2 separate regions of the Mus musculus genome follow, and region 1 is linked to region 2. A link is a loop called in an ENCODE intact Hi-C map of the cell type or tissue named here. Cell type or tissue: heart. All regions are shown on one strand. Each heading gives the region's core, and the rest is flanking DNA. Links, peaks and the distances in the headings are about the cores only.

Region 1 (8,338 bases), core at 9-8,008, 360 kb before region 2:
TATAAGCATCTGGGGCAGACAATTTCCATGCATTTGATCTAATTTGTATGTGGAATATGTCCTAGATGGTATGTGTTAAAGTTTGGCATGCAGGGTGGTACCAGTAGACCATGGTAAAGCCTTTAGGCAATAGGGACTTACAGCAGGTTCTCAGCTCACTGCAGGTATATTGTGGGTCATGCTCAACCATTTCTGACCCTTTGCTCATTGGAAGGTTGGTTGTAGGACTCTGGCCTGTTTTCTTTCTCACTGCTTCCTAGCTCATGATATAAGCGGTTTGTTCATTACACAGTTCTGTCATGACCACTGCCCTTGCTAGAGCAAACAGTGGAGCTGCTCAGTCTTGGACTGCACCTTTAGAACCCTGATTCAAATTCCATTTACAGGTTAACTGTTGCAAACATTCCATCATAGCAGCAAGGACTGACTAATGTTCTATTTTCCCTTTCGGTGCTGGGATTACAGGTATTCTGTATTGTTTATTATTATAAGCCATTTCATGTTTTTCAAAATATATTCAAATATGAGATTCTGAGTTTACCCTCACAAACATTTATTTCCATATAATACATTCATTTATTTAATTTCAATAATACTCTCCTACTCAATTCCATGTTAGATATTTGAAGGAGGTCAGTTCCAGTAAACCACTAAAAACTTGCATGCCACTTAATGGAATTTAGCAGACCATGAAGAAGCTAAGGAGAAACTCCTATTAAAGACAAACTGGGAGGTGGCTATAGCTCAGTGGTGGACTGTTTGCCCTTGGTGTGCATGTGTTAGGTGAGTCCTTTGTTTGATCACTGTAAACCTTAGGAGAAGAGGAAGAGGAGGAGTAGAGTGGGGAGAGAAAATCAAACCAAACAATGAGGAATGAGAGGGCATACACAGACCACACACACCAAACTTGTGCATAAAACAACCATGATGCATTATTTTGTCGTTGGATATTCACAAACTAACAAACTGGGATAGTACCTTCTCCCCGCCCCCCACCCACAAAGGAACTAACAGAATTTCAGAGACCTGAAGTGACCTGCTTGGAGTTTCACAGAGTAGGAGTAACAAGAGTTAATACTACAACTTGAATATTCTTGAGTGTCCTTTACTGAGTGTCTTAGTCAGGGTTTCTATTGCTGCACAAACATCATGAACAAGAAGCAAGTTGGGGAGGAAAGGGTTTATTCAGCTTAAACTTCCACATTGCTGTTCATCACCAAAGGAAGTCAGGACTGGAACTCAAGCAGGTCAGGAAGCAGAAGCTGATGCAGAGGCCATGGAGGGATGTTACTTACTGGCTTGCTTCCCCTGGCTTGCTCAGCTTGCTCTCTTATAGAACCCAGACTACCAGCCCAGGGATGGCACCACCCACAATAGGCTAGTCCCTCCCCCCTTGATCACTAACTGAGAAAATGCCTTACAGCTGGATCTCATGGAGGCATTTCCTCAAGGGAGGCTCCTTTCTCTGTGATGACTCCAGCTTGTGTCAAGCTGACACACAAAACCAGCCAGTACACTGAGCATCACTATAATGTACCCTGGTAATTACAAATCTGAATCTTTAGCAAAACAGAAACACTCCCAACATACACAATATATGCACAAAAGTGTGCATTGTATCTTTATTTACAATGGTAAAGCCCGGAGACACCTAAATATCCCAGTGTAGATATATGATATAAGTTATGACACTAAGTGACTATATAAAATCACATTATACATATGTGCTTATATACAGAAACAATGACAATGGCTACAATATATTAAATTTTAATGGGGAAAGAAATTATGGGGAACTAGTTTCTAAATTAATTATTATTGTTGAGAGATACACAAGTCAAGATGTATATATGCAAGTCAGAGGACAACTGTGTGAGATCAGTATACTCCTTCCACCTTTATATTGTGACAACGCAGAACTGAACTCAGATTGTCAGGCTTGTACTGGTGGGTAGTAAGTGCCTCTAGCCCCTGAGCCATCTCACTGACCCTTAAGACCAGTTTTTGGGCTGAGTTTTGACTGAACTGACCAGACCTAACTAAAATTGTGTCACTCAAGCCAAATTCCACACAATTCAATTGAAACTTTCAATCGAGTTGGAGCTTCTCAGTTGCCACATGTTGGCATCAGGGTATCAGCACTGCAGATCAACTCTGAAGCCCGTGACATCACACATCGGCAACAGGGACCTGCACATCTATTGCCAAGGCAACCGTCACACATTCCCACCAGAATCCACTTTGCTCACCTCCCACCTTTATCTACGACAGTTACATCACTATCTAAATAAAAGGCCGACCCCTCTGACCTCTCTCTCTCTCTCTCTCTCTCTCTCTCTCTCTCCGCCCCCTTTTTCTTTGCTGCCACCTTTGCCCTTTTCTCCTACAATAAACCTCACATGGAACTGTTTGGCCTGATGTGGTCTGTCCAGACACAAGCTGTGCTAATGGTGGGTCTGCATTTCCCCACATACTTTGGTTTCATTTCTGTATCATTTACACTGTAGCTTTGGTTTTCAAGAGGCTCATAGGAAGAAATACCTTAAAAGGGAGATCTGGTCTACCACAACTTGGAAGGCAAGAGGATCGATCATCTTACCACCATGAATGTATACCACCCACCTTAAAAACATTCATAAAAACTTTGTTAAAATCTACAGTGCAGAACCCAATGGGCTGCTACCCATCTCCCTAAAGATCAGCTCACTCCAGTCTTTCTCTGGAGCACATACTGTGTTTTACTAAATGAACTTCTGCTTAAAAGGGTTGTTGTTTCTTGGCTGAACTATTTCCTTGGAGAAAACAATAACAAGGGAGAAATCTTTTGCTGGTCACATGCAGGTGTAATTTTAAAATAATTCCAGGCTTGCTCCAGCTAGATGCCCACAATGATCTCAACTGCTAGCTTTGCCAAGCTGCTCCAGTCTCTGTCTGTTCCTTGCCCTGTACACTGTCTTCCCATTCCTCTGGTTGGCTTTGCTAAACTGCCAAGCAGGTATCCTTCATATTGGAATTCTTCTAGTGGCAGAGGCCATCACTAGGCCTAACATTTCCCTGGCCTACATTCTGTGCATCCTCTGTCTTCACAGCCAAAAGACCCCTTCCTTTTTCTCTTGTCCTCTTCCTCTCTTGGACCAGAAAACCTGCCTCCTTATCTTTGCCCATCGATTAGTTTCTTGTTATCCTTATTAGCCAATCAAACAGTTATGGGGAAATACCCCTACAGTAACATACTTAATTATAAATTTACCTTTTAATACATATTTGAAAAAAATAAAAAAAGTGTACTTGAGCACAACAATCCAGTAACAATTGCAATCTGTGGGTTGGGTAGCTAAGAAAGGAAGAGTGGACCCAACTTCCATGGTTTATGTTGTGCCGTCTCACATAAATGTTTTAGCCTGATTGATTAGCTTCTTTAGAAGGTTACGCTGCTTCTACAGTGCTTAGTAAGAACCCACTGTGTGTTTGCTCAGCTTGAGGTTCAAGAGTTATAGAGGAAGTTCCCTGGAGGAAGTCAGTGTCAAGCTGGAAAGAGAAGCAGAATTTAGGGAACAAGACAAAACAACAGCTGGGGAAGTGAGCTGGCAGTGCACCAGCCAGATGCCTGTGAAAGGAGATCCACACCCTGCAGCGGGCCTTCAGCAACGTTGCATATCATCACAAACAGTACACTACAGGATCAGTTAAGCCAATTTAGCTAGAGCAGTCTGTCATCCTCTCTGTTCATCTACCAGGTGAACTCCAGACACATAGGATCCGGCTTACCTTAGGTTGACAACAACAAGAACTACTAGACAGACAAGGTTACTTGGGTGAGCCACATCAGAACCATCCGGTAACTCTCATGTTTAACCCATGTGAGGTCATTTCTGGTTTGGGCACCTGTTCTATCTAATCCAAGAGCTGTGAAGGTGGGCTAGCCCGATGCCTCTCTTCTAACTTCTGAGTTTGCTGGCCATCCTTGAGTCATAGAAGCATCATCTGGAATTTTGCTCTCAGCCTCATATAGTGCTTTCCCTGTGTGACTTCCCTCTACAGTGAGAGAACAGATATACCGAGGTCTTGCTTTATGACCTCCTTTGAACTCAGTTCCCTCTGCTCTGTGTCCAGAAAAGGCCACTTTCAGAAATGCTGGGCAACAAACTTCAGGGTATCTTTTTGAGGAAAAAAAAAAAGTTGCACATAAAACATCTGATTACATTCACATTAGGTTGATGAATTAAATTACTTGCTCATGATTATAAACTAGCAAACAAAGAAACCAGGATCCAGGGCAGTTTTGATTGGTTCTAAGGTATTGGTTCCCATTCCCTCCCTTCTTGCCTTTCCCTCCTTTTGTCTTTGTTTTACACTGTGTGTGTATGCACATGCCATAGCATGTACACAGGGCAGAAGACAAACCGAAGGAACTGGTTCTCTCTTTCTACCATGTGGGGGCCAGGGACTGAATTGAACTCAGGTCACCACATGCCTTTTAGATACTGAGTAAACTTACTGGCCTCTTTCTTTTACACACACACACACACACACACACACACACAACCAGTTTCATAGATATATGTAATATCTTTTGATCACATCCATCCCAAGTCCCCTCCCCTGAGACATAGTCAATAAGTACCCCTCCTTCTCTTCTCACTGAATCTAGTTCTTGTTGCCTGCAGAACAGAAAAAAAAAATGATATCCCATCCCCTAGAGGCCACCAAATAGTAATAGCTTCTCAGGCAGGGGTGGAGCTTCCTGGGCCCTTCTCCCATCCATGATAGAATTCTTGGCTGACTTGACCTTGTTGCTGTGGGGGCTTATGAGTGGAATGGCCAAGTCATGTTCATGGTGTTCCCTGAGTCTTGCAAGGTGTATGTGTGTGAGAGAGGGAAGGAGGGAAGGAAGGAGAGAGAGAGAGAGAGAGAGAGAGAAAGAGAGAGAGAGAGAGAGAGAGAGAGAGAGAGAGAGAGAGAGAACTTATCCTCAGCAATTTGTCCAGGGTCCTTTTCTTAAATCAATGATTTTCTGTGAAAATGTCGATAGTTCCATCTCCCAGAGGCATTTTGTCAAACTCATGGCAGAATACCAGACATTCAATAAATACTTTGTACATGAATAAATATTCCTTGTGATAAAGTAATGAGCAAAGCAAAAAGTTCTTAATGGAACAATATATAATATATGATACAACATATATAAAGGGTATAACACAGTTCTTCATAAAATTGATAATGTAATTTTCAGTGTCTTATGAAAACACAAAGAACCCAGCAGACCTAAAACAGTACTGGATGATAAATAGCCTGCTGGAGTCATCACCACCTAAACTTCAGGTTGATAGGAGTTCAAGAACACTCATTTATCTATCTATCTCTCTCTCTCTATCTATCTATCTATTGGGTTTTTGTTGTTGTTGTTGTTGTTGTTTTTTTTTTGTTTGTTTGTTTGTTTGTTTTTTGACAGGGATTCTCTGTATAGCCCTGGCTGTCCTGAAACTCACTCTGTAGACCAGGCTGGCCTCAAACTCAGAAATCCACCTGTTTCTGCTTCCCAAGTGCTGGGATTAAGGGCATGCGCCACCAGTGCCCAGCTTCAAGAACATTTTTCTCAGTCTCTGACTACCTATAGTGTACTCTTTCCCATTCAGAGCAAAGCCACGAAGGGCATATGAATATGCATTCAATGAATTTCTTTATAGCGATAAATAACTGCCACCGTGAATAGCTGAGCTTGCTGAAAGCGATCCTGTGTGAAGGCACCCAATCTGTTTAAGTTACAAGGTCCAAAAATTAAAAGCAACAAAATTATAATTAATGGTCCAAGCAGTGTAGAAATTAAAGTTGTAAGCCGTGGGAAAGTGTAGAATCGGGATTCAAACCATCCATGATTCTGTCCTTTTTCTCTTTTCCTTTTGGCTAGTCCTTTTCAAACATTAGCCATAGAATCCTTTACTATTACTGAATGCAAATCAAAACAACCCTAAGAAACAACTTCACACCAGTCAGAATGGGTAAGATAAAAAACTCAGGTAACAGCAGATGCTGGTGAGGACATGGAGAAAAAGGAACACTCCTCCATTGCTGGTGGGACTGCAAGCTGGTACAACCACTCTGGAAGTCAGTTTGGCCATTTCTCAGAAGACTGGACATGGTACTGCCCGAAGACCCAGAAATACCACTCCTGGGCATATACCCAGAAAATGTTCCAACATGTAATAAGGACACATGCTCCACTATGTTCATAGCAGCCTTATTTATAATAGCCAAAAGGTGGGAAAAACCCAGATGTACCTCAATAGAGGAATGGATACAAAAAATGTGGTACATTTACACAGTGGAGTACTAAGCAGCTATTAAAAACAATGAACTTATGAAATTCTTAGGCAAATGGATGCATCTGGAGGAGATCATCCTGAGTGAGGTAACCCAATCACAAAATAACTCACTTGATATGCACTCACTGATAAGTGAATATTAGCCCAGAAGCTCAGAATACCCAAATAACAATTCACAAACCACATGAAACTCAAGAAGAGGCAGACCAAATAGAAGGGGGAACAAAATACCCATGGAAGGAGTTACAGAGACAAAGTGTGGAGCAAAAACTGAAGGAATGAACATCCAGAGACTGCCCCACCTGGGGAACCATCCCATATGCAATCACCAAACCCAGACACTATTGTGGATGCCAACAAGTGCTTGCTGGCAGGAGCCTGATTGATATAGCTATTCCCGCAGAGGTTCTGCCAGTGCCTGGCAAATACAGAAGTGGATGCTCACAGTCATCCATTGGACTGAGCACAGGGTCCCCAATGAAAGAGCTAGAGAAAGGACCCAAAGAGTTGAAGGGTTTACAGCTCCATAGGAGGAACAACAATATGAACTAACCAGTACCCCCAGAGCTCCCAGGGACTAAACCACCAACCAAAGAGTACACATGGTGGGACTCATGGCTCCAGCTGCATATGCAGCAGAGGATGGCCCAGTCGGTCATCAATGGGAGGAGAGGCCCTTCGTCATGTGAAGGCTCTATGCCCCAGTGTAGGGGAATGCCAGGGCCAGGAAGTGGGAGTGGGTGGGTTGGTGAGCAGGGGGCGGGGAGGGGTAAGGAGTAAGGGGAGGGAGTTTTCAGAGGGAGACCAGGAAAGGGTATAACATTTGAAATGTAAATAAAGAAAATATATAATAATAATAATAATAATAATAATAATAATCCTTTACTGTTCCTGAATGGTCACTGTAAAAGCAACATTTTTAATGGAGGGCTGTACATAGTCCTCCCTGCTGGAGGAATAAAAGATCAAGCCCTCTCCTCTTTAGAAGGACTACCTCAGACAAGGAGGTTAGAGATTCTTGCAAATGGGAAATAGAGGTTTCTATTCTTTCTATATCTGTATCTATTGCCATTCTAAGGAGCTTATAATTATTTCCTTGCAAAACCAGGGCAGAAGCACAGGTAGCTGCTCCTCCCACACTCAGAGACTTTCTTTTAAAATTTTAAAATAAAAGCACGATTTAAATAAGTTTGTGGTGTACTGGGATATAATCCCCCCTTTTTTATTTTATGAAGATATTGTTTTAAACTTCCATGGGCCTGTTCCACGATATTTTGTCCTTTAGGATAATAAGAAAATATGAGTAACATTCATTTACCATAATTGATTAGGTATGAGTCCTCGAGAATTAACACCATTATGTGGTACATGAAGAAATTGAGGACACTGAGAACAAGTCTTTACAACTTAACATGTATATTTTCTAGAAATACCAAGTTGTTGTCTCAAACTATTACTATTTTTATGATGTAAGGAATGAGATTGTTTGTCTAATTGTTCCTGTAAATCCTATAATCTGCCTGCTATACAAATCTGCTGTGACATTGCCCTAAGGGGTCCACGCCATCCATTGTGAGCTCTTAAATGTCCTATAAAGTAAGGAACAGTACATGTTTCTTAATTTAAGCTGTATTTGTATAAATAACTGTAAAATTTGAGAATTAGCAGTATCTAAAACAGGAACAATTTCAAGCAATTGTAAACCATAACCCAATACTGATATAATGACTATCAGTTTACAAATTAAAAGCTTGATTTTTCAACATTTCAAAAACAGTGGCTACAGCATGTGATTCAATTATTTGTGAAGCAGGGAGGGAAATCATGAGAATAAACATGTGATCTAATCACATATGTTTCTTTCCCATTTGATGAGCTGTTTATAAATACAGTAAATGTATTCTTTATCGGCTGCATGCATAAATTTATAGGAAATACAAAGGCAAATTCTAACAACTTGTCTTTTGGATAATGATTATCAAATTTACCTAAAAAGTTTGTCATGCAATAGGCCA
Region 2 (8,338 bases), core at 70-8,069:
ATCTCTTCACTGATACGTCTTTCCCTAGCAAGACCAGGAGGATCTTTCTAGACCCAGTAGGATTATATCACTCTTCAGCTAAAATCTTTGTCAAGAGCCCTCACAGCCTTTAGAAGAAATTTTAAACTTGGGTCAGGCTGACAAAGCCTTCGTGATGGGGAACTCTCCTTCCAGAACCTTCTCTTCACCTTTAGGACCCAGACTGGATATCCCTGCTTGCATTTTGTATTACTGCACACAGACTGCTCCCTCTGGATCTATGGAGCCTTCTCCCCTCTGTGAGGTCACCCTTCCCGCACAGCCTTCCCCGCCTTCCCTCTCTGCATTAGAGGCCCTTGTGGTACTTTGTTCTTCCCCGGTGCAGCACTTCACGTGCTGAACTGCAGTAGCAGCTTCACCCACAGGCATGCTCCAGAGAACATGAAACGCCTCGTCTGTCGTGATGTCTACAGCGAGTACTTCATCATGGATGCTCAAAAATATTTGATGAGTGGATGACGGAGGATGCCTTATAGACCTGTTTTTGTTTGCTTGTTTCCTGATTCTAAATTCTGAACAGGGAGAGATCAATTTGCCTGGCTGGAGTCAGTCCCATCCTTGGTCTGACATGCTGAGCAGAGTGTGAAAGTCTGGATGGAGTTTTTTAGAAGATGGGGGTATGCTCACTAGAATTCCATGAGGTCCTTCTCTAAAATGAATTTGAGAATTCTCTAAATTTTGAAAGCATGAATTATGTAACACTCACTACTTGTTACAAGTCCATTTAGCTCATCCTAAAGAGATGAAACTTCGCTCAATACTCATTTCTTACACACTCATTTCTTACATATCACTTGCTGACCCATCAGCCCACCCCGCTGTGTAATGAAGTTACTGCTGTGTGCCCAATGCCAGGTAGATGCCGGGAGGATGTGATGAAGACCTCTGCTTTTATGACGCTTACTTTAAAAGATATACAAATTGAAATTTTTGTTGTGAAGACTAAACAAATTACTATCTCGGGAACATTTTGACCATTGCACATATATAGGTTTTGTTTTTAATTGCTGGGGTACAGAGTGTTTGAGGTGGAGTTGTTTGTTTTTGTTGTTGTTTTTGTTTTGTAGCCAATGCTGGCCTCTGTCTTACTGTGTGGCTGAGGATGACCGTGGGCTCCTGGTCTTCCTGCCTCTATACCACAACAGCCTGCTCTGAAAGTAGATTTTCTTACCCACTGAAATGAAGAAGTGACTTTCCAGATCTTTGGGGAGAGCAATGCAGCATGAGGAACTGGGTTTGGATTCCCAGAACCTACATAAAACCCTAGCTGCAGCAGCCTGCACCAATATCCCCAGCCCTAGGAGGACAGAGACAGGGGGACCCCTGAAGCTTGTGAGTCTAGTCAGCTCTGGAAAAACTACACTAGCTGAGAGCTCGCCATCTACTGAGAGAAGAAAGAGAAATATCTGGGTGGTGAAGATCAGTCAGCTTAGAGACCACTCTGGGGTTGCTATGGACTCTGGAGCATCTATCTTTGACTATGATTCAGATCTCAAAAGAGATACTTGAGCTAGAAATGTCAGTCTTCAGAGTCTCACCACACAGTTAGTCTGCAAAGCTGAGGGGAAGTGTACAAAGAAGTAAAGTATGATTGGCTACAAGGAGTCTCAAAGCCAGGCAGACAGGCTGGCCACAGAACTCTGTGCAGAGTTGTTATGTACACGTCTTAGAAAAGAGGAGATAAAAAATATCTGGTATTCCATAAACAATACTGGAACCAAGAGAAGGACCTTTTGTTTCTGGTTTAATGGAGCTTAAAATCAATGGTCTGCTTTGCCTTCTTAAGCTGATATAGTGGCTTCTCCTATCAATCACTATGGCTTCCTTATCCAAAGAGTTCAAAGAAAGCCTGGAGTGATTGGAGATCAAGGTGGCTTTGTGGCTGGTCAAGCCAGAAGGTGAGGGAATCATTAGGCTAGACTAAGAGAATCAAGTGTCTCTAGGGGGTGATGAGCAGCCATTAAGGGCACCAAGCAAGGATGCAGGATGAGCACTCTGTATTTTGGAAATATGAGCAGTGTGGAGAGTGGTTTGGGAAGGTAGAGTCTCATGCAGAAACTGGGAGACTGATGGCATTTCTGCTTCAGGGATCTGGAGCAACAAATCCAGGGCCATGCAAAAGGTGTGCTATTTCTATGCAAGCAAAGACCATGGTGAGGAACCAAAGAGCCTAGGTGACTTACTGGCTAGAAACAGTAAGAGAGAGGATGATACCAAGACCCTGGTTTGCATTTTCCCTAATACATCCTCACTCTTCACAGAATTCCCTCAACATTTTCTGCAGCCATGACTCTAACTTTCTAATGTGACCACTGCGCCTCCTGAAGAGAACATACAGATTCCTCTAAAGATCACTGCAGCCCTGCTTCAGTGCTCAAGTTCCTTCTCCATTCCCCTCCTCCTGGTTTTTCTTAAACCAGCTCCCATTAGCCTTGTGCTCTGACATCAAAACTGATCATGGAGGTCACCGATGACCTCCATTTTGCCAAGCTGCATAGCCAAGCCTCAGGGGGCCTCTTCTGAGCCTCCAGTGTGGCTGGTCACTCTCTGTCCTATCTCAGTCTTCAATGGCACCAGGCCTCAGCTGTTTCTCCATGATCGCTGAGTGACTGGAACACTTCAGGGCTCACTACTTAAGCTTCTTTTCTCTGTAATTCAAATCCTTGAAAATCTCCTCCAGCCTCGTGATTTTGGATGATATCTTTGAATGCACTTGTGGCTCTTTAGTTTGTCCCTCCTGGACTCCAGGCTTACCTAGACATTGTGCTCACTGAACTTCTGTTCTTGGGTGTTGCATAGACACCGACTCAAACACACGTCAGAAAGATTCCCAGTCTCTCTTCCTCAGCTGTTATACACATGCTCCCCATTCCCCACCTTCCCTCCCACTTCTATCTCAGTTAATAAGCAACTTGATCCATCTAGTGTTCATGCCAAAAAATCTTGAAATCATCTCTCTTCTCTTTCTCTTACAATGCACATCTAAATCTCCATAGTGCTGGCAAAATATACTCACCATGCAATCTCCACTTGCTCCTGCCTTGGTTTTACAGTACTGGAATATACTCAGCATCTATGCCTACATATCCTCTTGTCTATCCTCAGTACCACAGCTTAAATAAACCTTTAAAAAAGCAATTAGATGATGTGTGTGTATGTGGGGGTGACTCAGTCAGAAAGTGCATACCTCAAAAGCATGAGGACTTGATACAGACACCAGCACCAACCAAAAAGTTGGGCACAGTAGCATAACTCTGTAATCACAGTATTAGAGTGGCAGAGACAAGATGAATCCTGTGGCCAGACAGTCTAGCTGCATTGGTAACCTCTAGGTTCACCAATCATCTAGAGCTGATGTTGACCTTCACAGAAATGTGCACACATGTGGTAGCATATGTTACCCTTCACAGGTGCCTACGCACACAGACACATGCTTACACATGCATATGGGGTGCAGGAAGCCAACGCTACATAAAGGCTTTCACGTGCTCTCCTGCCTAGTCTGCTCTCCCTCCTTGGCTCAGTGACCTTAAATCCTTTCTTTGCTTGCTCACTCTGTTCCAAAGAGCCTAGACTCTAGACTCCTCACTGTTTCTCAAATATGCCCAAGAAACTCTACTGTTCGCCCCGCCCGCTATCAAGAAGACCAAGCCCACACTTTAATCTCAATTCTGTACAAATGCCTTCTTCAGAAAACAATGACTATCTGCCATGTTTACTATCATAACTCACCCCATCTCAGCCTCCCCAGGTCTTTATTTCGACATCTTTCCCCTAGCACTGATCATTTGTATTATCCTATGCTCCTATGCAACATGCTTGGTTATTGTGTCCATTATTAATTGTCTCCCCCTGCTGGAATGTCAGTCCCACAAGGCCAGAGAGACTAGCTGTGTTCACAGTAGGATCCTGTGTAGCAAGATCCCTAGAGGCACTCAGGAAACATGTGTTAGATGAATGAATGAGTTCTTTAAGTTTTTAAGAACAATAAGCTTCTTTATATGCAAAAGCTGACTCAATATCTCCACTGGGGTGTGAAATGAACAAATACAGAGAGGTTAAAAGGCAAATATTACCAGGAACAAATGATATACTGAGCCTCAGACTTGTGATGTGATCCATGGATGTATCTCCCAAGGGTTTGCTTTCCAACTTGCTCCTTCCATGTCTCCTTCATTTTCAGCTCTGCTCTCCCCAGGATGAGGAATGGATAGAGCAATAGTGTCTGCTGAAGGTACATCCTTGCTCAAAATCCATCTTTTTCCTTCTCATCCCCACACAGTCCTCACTATGACACAATATTAGAAAAACCGGATCCTAATGTATAAAGTCCCCATAACAGAAAAAAAAATGAGAAGTATAAAAAGAGAAAGCCAGAGATTCATAAATTAGCCACCATCACCAGTGATTTTTATTTGATTCATTGGAATGTAGAGGGAGCACAGACACTCACTATACCTTTATAGTAAGAGGGAGGAGACTAGGTGAGCCAAGCCAAGCAGAAGGCTGGGATGGGAGCTATTCCTTGGGGTTAACATGAGGGCACTTGAAGATGGGAAGAGGGTCGCCACCAGGAAAAAAAAAAAAAAACAGATCACCTGTGTACAGCCATCATGAGAATGCATCTTATTTTCATTTAAGGCAGATTCCCAGGCCAGGATGCTGCCGGGAATAGCTAGGAAGTTGTTCCATCAACCCTGGAAAGAGTCCAGTAAGTGTGTGGTAAGTGACCTCTCCTACTAACCCTTTTTAAAGATCCCCGTTACTTCCAAATGACTCTCTCCCTATACTGCTAATCTTCTGCAGCATCAGGAACAGCTAGAGTGAGGCCAGCCTTTTATTTCATGAAGGAAGGAGCTCCCGTGAACAATCAGTCCTCAAGAGAAACACTATGACTTGTTCTCCATACATAGAGTGGGTTAACTGTGGTCAAGGAGTACTCAGCGAGCAAAGCACTGGACAGACATGGGAATTTAACAGCATCTAGTTCCCTCTTCCCGGCCTGTGCTCTCCTCTTGCCAATGCCCCTCCAGTAGTCTTGAGGTGACTATTTTATTTTCCACATTCGTCTCTTCTGCAGTGTATCTGTATTTCTTCTTGTTTGGCGCCAGATGTCAGATTGGCTTGCGTTATTCCAGGATGAATCATTTGGTTTCCTGTCCATGTTCCTAACCTTTCCAGCGCCTCTTGTATCATGTCTCAGTCATCCCTGCTGTTTACAATGCCTCTCAACTTAAAGCCATCTGCAAATCTCATTAGCGACATGCTGACTCCTTCTCCCCAAGATACAGGGCGTGCTGAATACAAGGCCTGACACCAATTCTCTCTTCCTCATTTGAGGAAATACTTTTTCAGACTGTTCTCAGTTATTACCTTTTTAAAATATGATAATAGTCTCATTGCACATATATTCTTATGCTCCCAGTTTGGCCAAATCTAGACATGTGATGTCCAGATTAATAAGGTTTTTTTAAAGTGAGGTAGAAGGGCTGGAGACATCCTAGGATGTACAAGGCCTGGGTTTGAACCCTAATGCTGCCAAAGGGAAGAAACTGAGTTAGTATCCACTTTAGAGAATAGTTAATTATTAATACCTTTAATAAGTCATGTTTCCTTGCATACTTAAAATATTTAGCTTGCAAAAATTAAAAAAAAATGTACTACCCCACTTCTTAAAGTTAGATTCAGCCTTGAACACAGTTGCTTTACATTGATTAGCCAGGCAGTAAGAAACCACGCCTTGATAAACTTCAAAAATATGATTCAAATATTTCATGTTAGCAGCAAGACTCTGAGGAAGCCACTGGGCCCGTTGTGATTCACTGGCTCTTGGCTTCAACTTTCCCTACTCTTTTCTGATATTATTCAACATGTTTTCAAATCTTATTCTTCTCTCAAAAACCTCAGAGCCTGATGCAATGGCGGATTCCTGTCATTCAGTGTGGAGGAAAATAAGACAGGCAGATGGTGAGTTTAAAGCCAGCCTGGGCTTCAGAGTGAGCCCTTGTCTCAGAATAAACAAAAGATCCAAAACTCCTTGAGTACCTTCTGTTCTGAGCTCCAGATGTTGGACTATAACAAAGAGCTGTCTTGATGCTCCAAGTGCTTCTCTATTCAGCAAAGACTGTGAAGAGAAAAACCACGGTGGGGCTGGAAAGATGTGCAACTAAGGGAGCCAGTCGGGAGCAAGAGTGAGATGCATATACATTCAGACCCTGATGATCTTGCCCTGAGACTGGCAGGAGTATGACTTCCCTCCTTGGTCTGGGTCTGCATGCTTGGGCCATGTAGCCTGTGTAAACCCCACCTCTGCCACCCTTGAGGAAGTCACATAGCCTGGTGGCCAGATTACAGGTTTAACTTCCTCTCTCCCTATAAGGACATGCCCAGCAAGCACCTGGAATTCCTCTTCATGCAAAAAAAAAAAAAAAGTTCCCAGAACTTCGGCATCAGGTAATAATGTACACCCAGCCCCAAGACCTCTAGCCGCTCACTCCCCAAGGTTTATATAGCCCTTGTTGTCCCCAATAAAGGTGAGCGGTTTCACTGAAAACTATCTCGGAGAAGGCCATGTCTGTCCACATTCACACAGACCGAGATTCTGTGGCACCCACACACCCAGATAAGCTTCTTTCCTTCCAAACACCCCTGAGTACTTGCCACATCTGGATCTGTAATATGCATTAGCCCATTAGTTCCTCACCGAAACCCCACTCTACAGCTGGCAGAGCAGGATTCAGAGGGTAAGTGATTGCCTCTGATGCAGACAGTGGATGGATAGACACTCAAGCTGCAGACACTGGAGATGATCAATTGCTAGAGACTATGCTTTTGTTTTGGCTGCTGATTTCAGAGGTTTCTATCCATGAAGCCTTGTTGCTTTCTGCAACAAGGCAATGTCACACAGACACATCATACTGAGAACACATACTACAGGAAGCAGAAGGGAGCAAGGAGCTGGAGTCCCACATCCCCTTTAACGGTGTGTGCCTCCCAGTGGGCAGCACCCCTTAAAAGTTTCTACTGTTTCCCAACAAAATCAACTCCAAGACAAGCCTTGAATGTATTCTCTACACAGTAACTTGCAACTGAAATTCAAAGAACAGAAACATGGAAAAAATATTCTATCTTGTTAGTTACTGAGACTATATATTAAATAATTAAAATGCTACTTTGTACCAAATTAGTAAAAAAGAAAAAAAAACACAGTATGTGAAGCTGGTAGGGCTGCAGTAATAAGATCTCCATTGCACAGGGCTGTGGGGGATGTAAAATGGTACAATCTTTCTGAGAAACAGTTTAGCGCAGGCAATACAGACCACTGCAAGAGGAGCCAACCTCACTGGCCCTCAGAAGGGATAAAACCAAACACTACCCCATCTAGACAATGAAACCTCGCACTGTCACTGAAAACCATGGGAACATTGAATGTATTAAATGACCTATAGGGACTTTCTGGTTATTCAAAATTTATTGCAGAATAGCAAATACCATGAGGTTATGATATATAGAGGAGAGAGAGGAGTCAGGGGGACATAAAGAAAAAAGGAGGAGACTGGAAAAACAGACACCAATTAGTTAACTGAAGTTATTCATAAGAACTACTCCAGGGCTTTTTCTATTGGTATTCTATGCATCGTTCTGTCTGTGTGTACACATGAGCATGCACAAGTCCATGTGTATATGCACACATCTGTAGATGTGCAGGTCCCTGAGCTTGTAGAGGCCAGAGATCAACATTGAATTTCCCTTGGTGGCTTTTCCACTTTAATGTTTTGATATGGGACTCTCAATGAACCTGGAGCTTCACTGGGCCAAGTAGACCAGATGGCCAGCAAGCCCCAGCGATGTTCCGGTCTCTATGCCCCATTACTGGGGCAACAGATATGTGCTTTGTAAGGGTGATGAGCATTCAAACTCAGGTCCTCATGTTTGTGCATCAAGCACCTTGCCAACTCAGCCATCCCCTCAGCTCCCATTATCCTATACATTTTAATAAGTTTAAAAAGTGCATAGAAACATCCACACTTCTAGCTTCGTTATAATAAAGAATATTTCAGAATAAAAATCAAGTTTTTGAAAATCACCATCCTGGCATATTAAACTAAACCTGGCTTTTAAACTCCGAATCCATTGTCTTTTTCCATCTTATTTTTCTTCAGCTCCTAACCACGATTAATCATTGATAAATCCCTTGATGACTTGTCTGATTTCATCCTCTGCTTTTTAACCACGATACTGATTTCTCCACCTGGACAATTTGTGCTTCTAAACTCTGCAGCCCAGTCTTCTCCCCACA

What was found. A loop is a pair of places that touch in the nucleus more often than their neighbours do. Peaks named below come from ENCODE experiments on the same cell type or tissue, not always from the same donor. Only the 100,000 strongest peaks of a DNase experiment are listed, where the experiment ranks them.
Region 1: a loop joins it to region 2, with 2.0 times the contacts of the local background. A loop is called at or near these places in 4 of 42 quality-filtered maps.

The regions. Positions count from the first base shown.
Region 1 is chr13:93,226,429-93,234,766 of GRCm38, reverse strand. No RefSeq gene overlaps it. Among named protein-coding and RNA genes, the nearest start is that of Gm41020, 32 kb to the right of the region's middle. In heart, for the core only: no CTCF peak of the experiment used is centred there; a DNase peak (open chromatin) is centred at 3,576.
Region 2 is chr13:92,862,456-92,870,793 of GRCm38, reverse strand. No RefSeq gene overlaps it. Among named protein-coding and RNA genes, the nearest start is that of Gm31630, 16 kb to the left of the region's middle. In heart, for the core only: a CTCF peak has its summit at 3,911 (motif pointing left); no DNase peak of the experiment used is centred there; H3K27ac peaks cover 251 bases.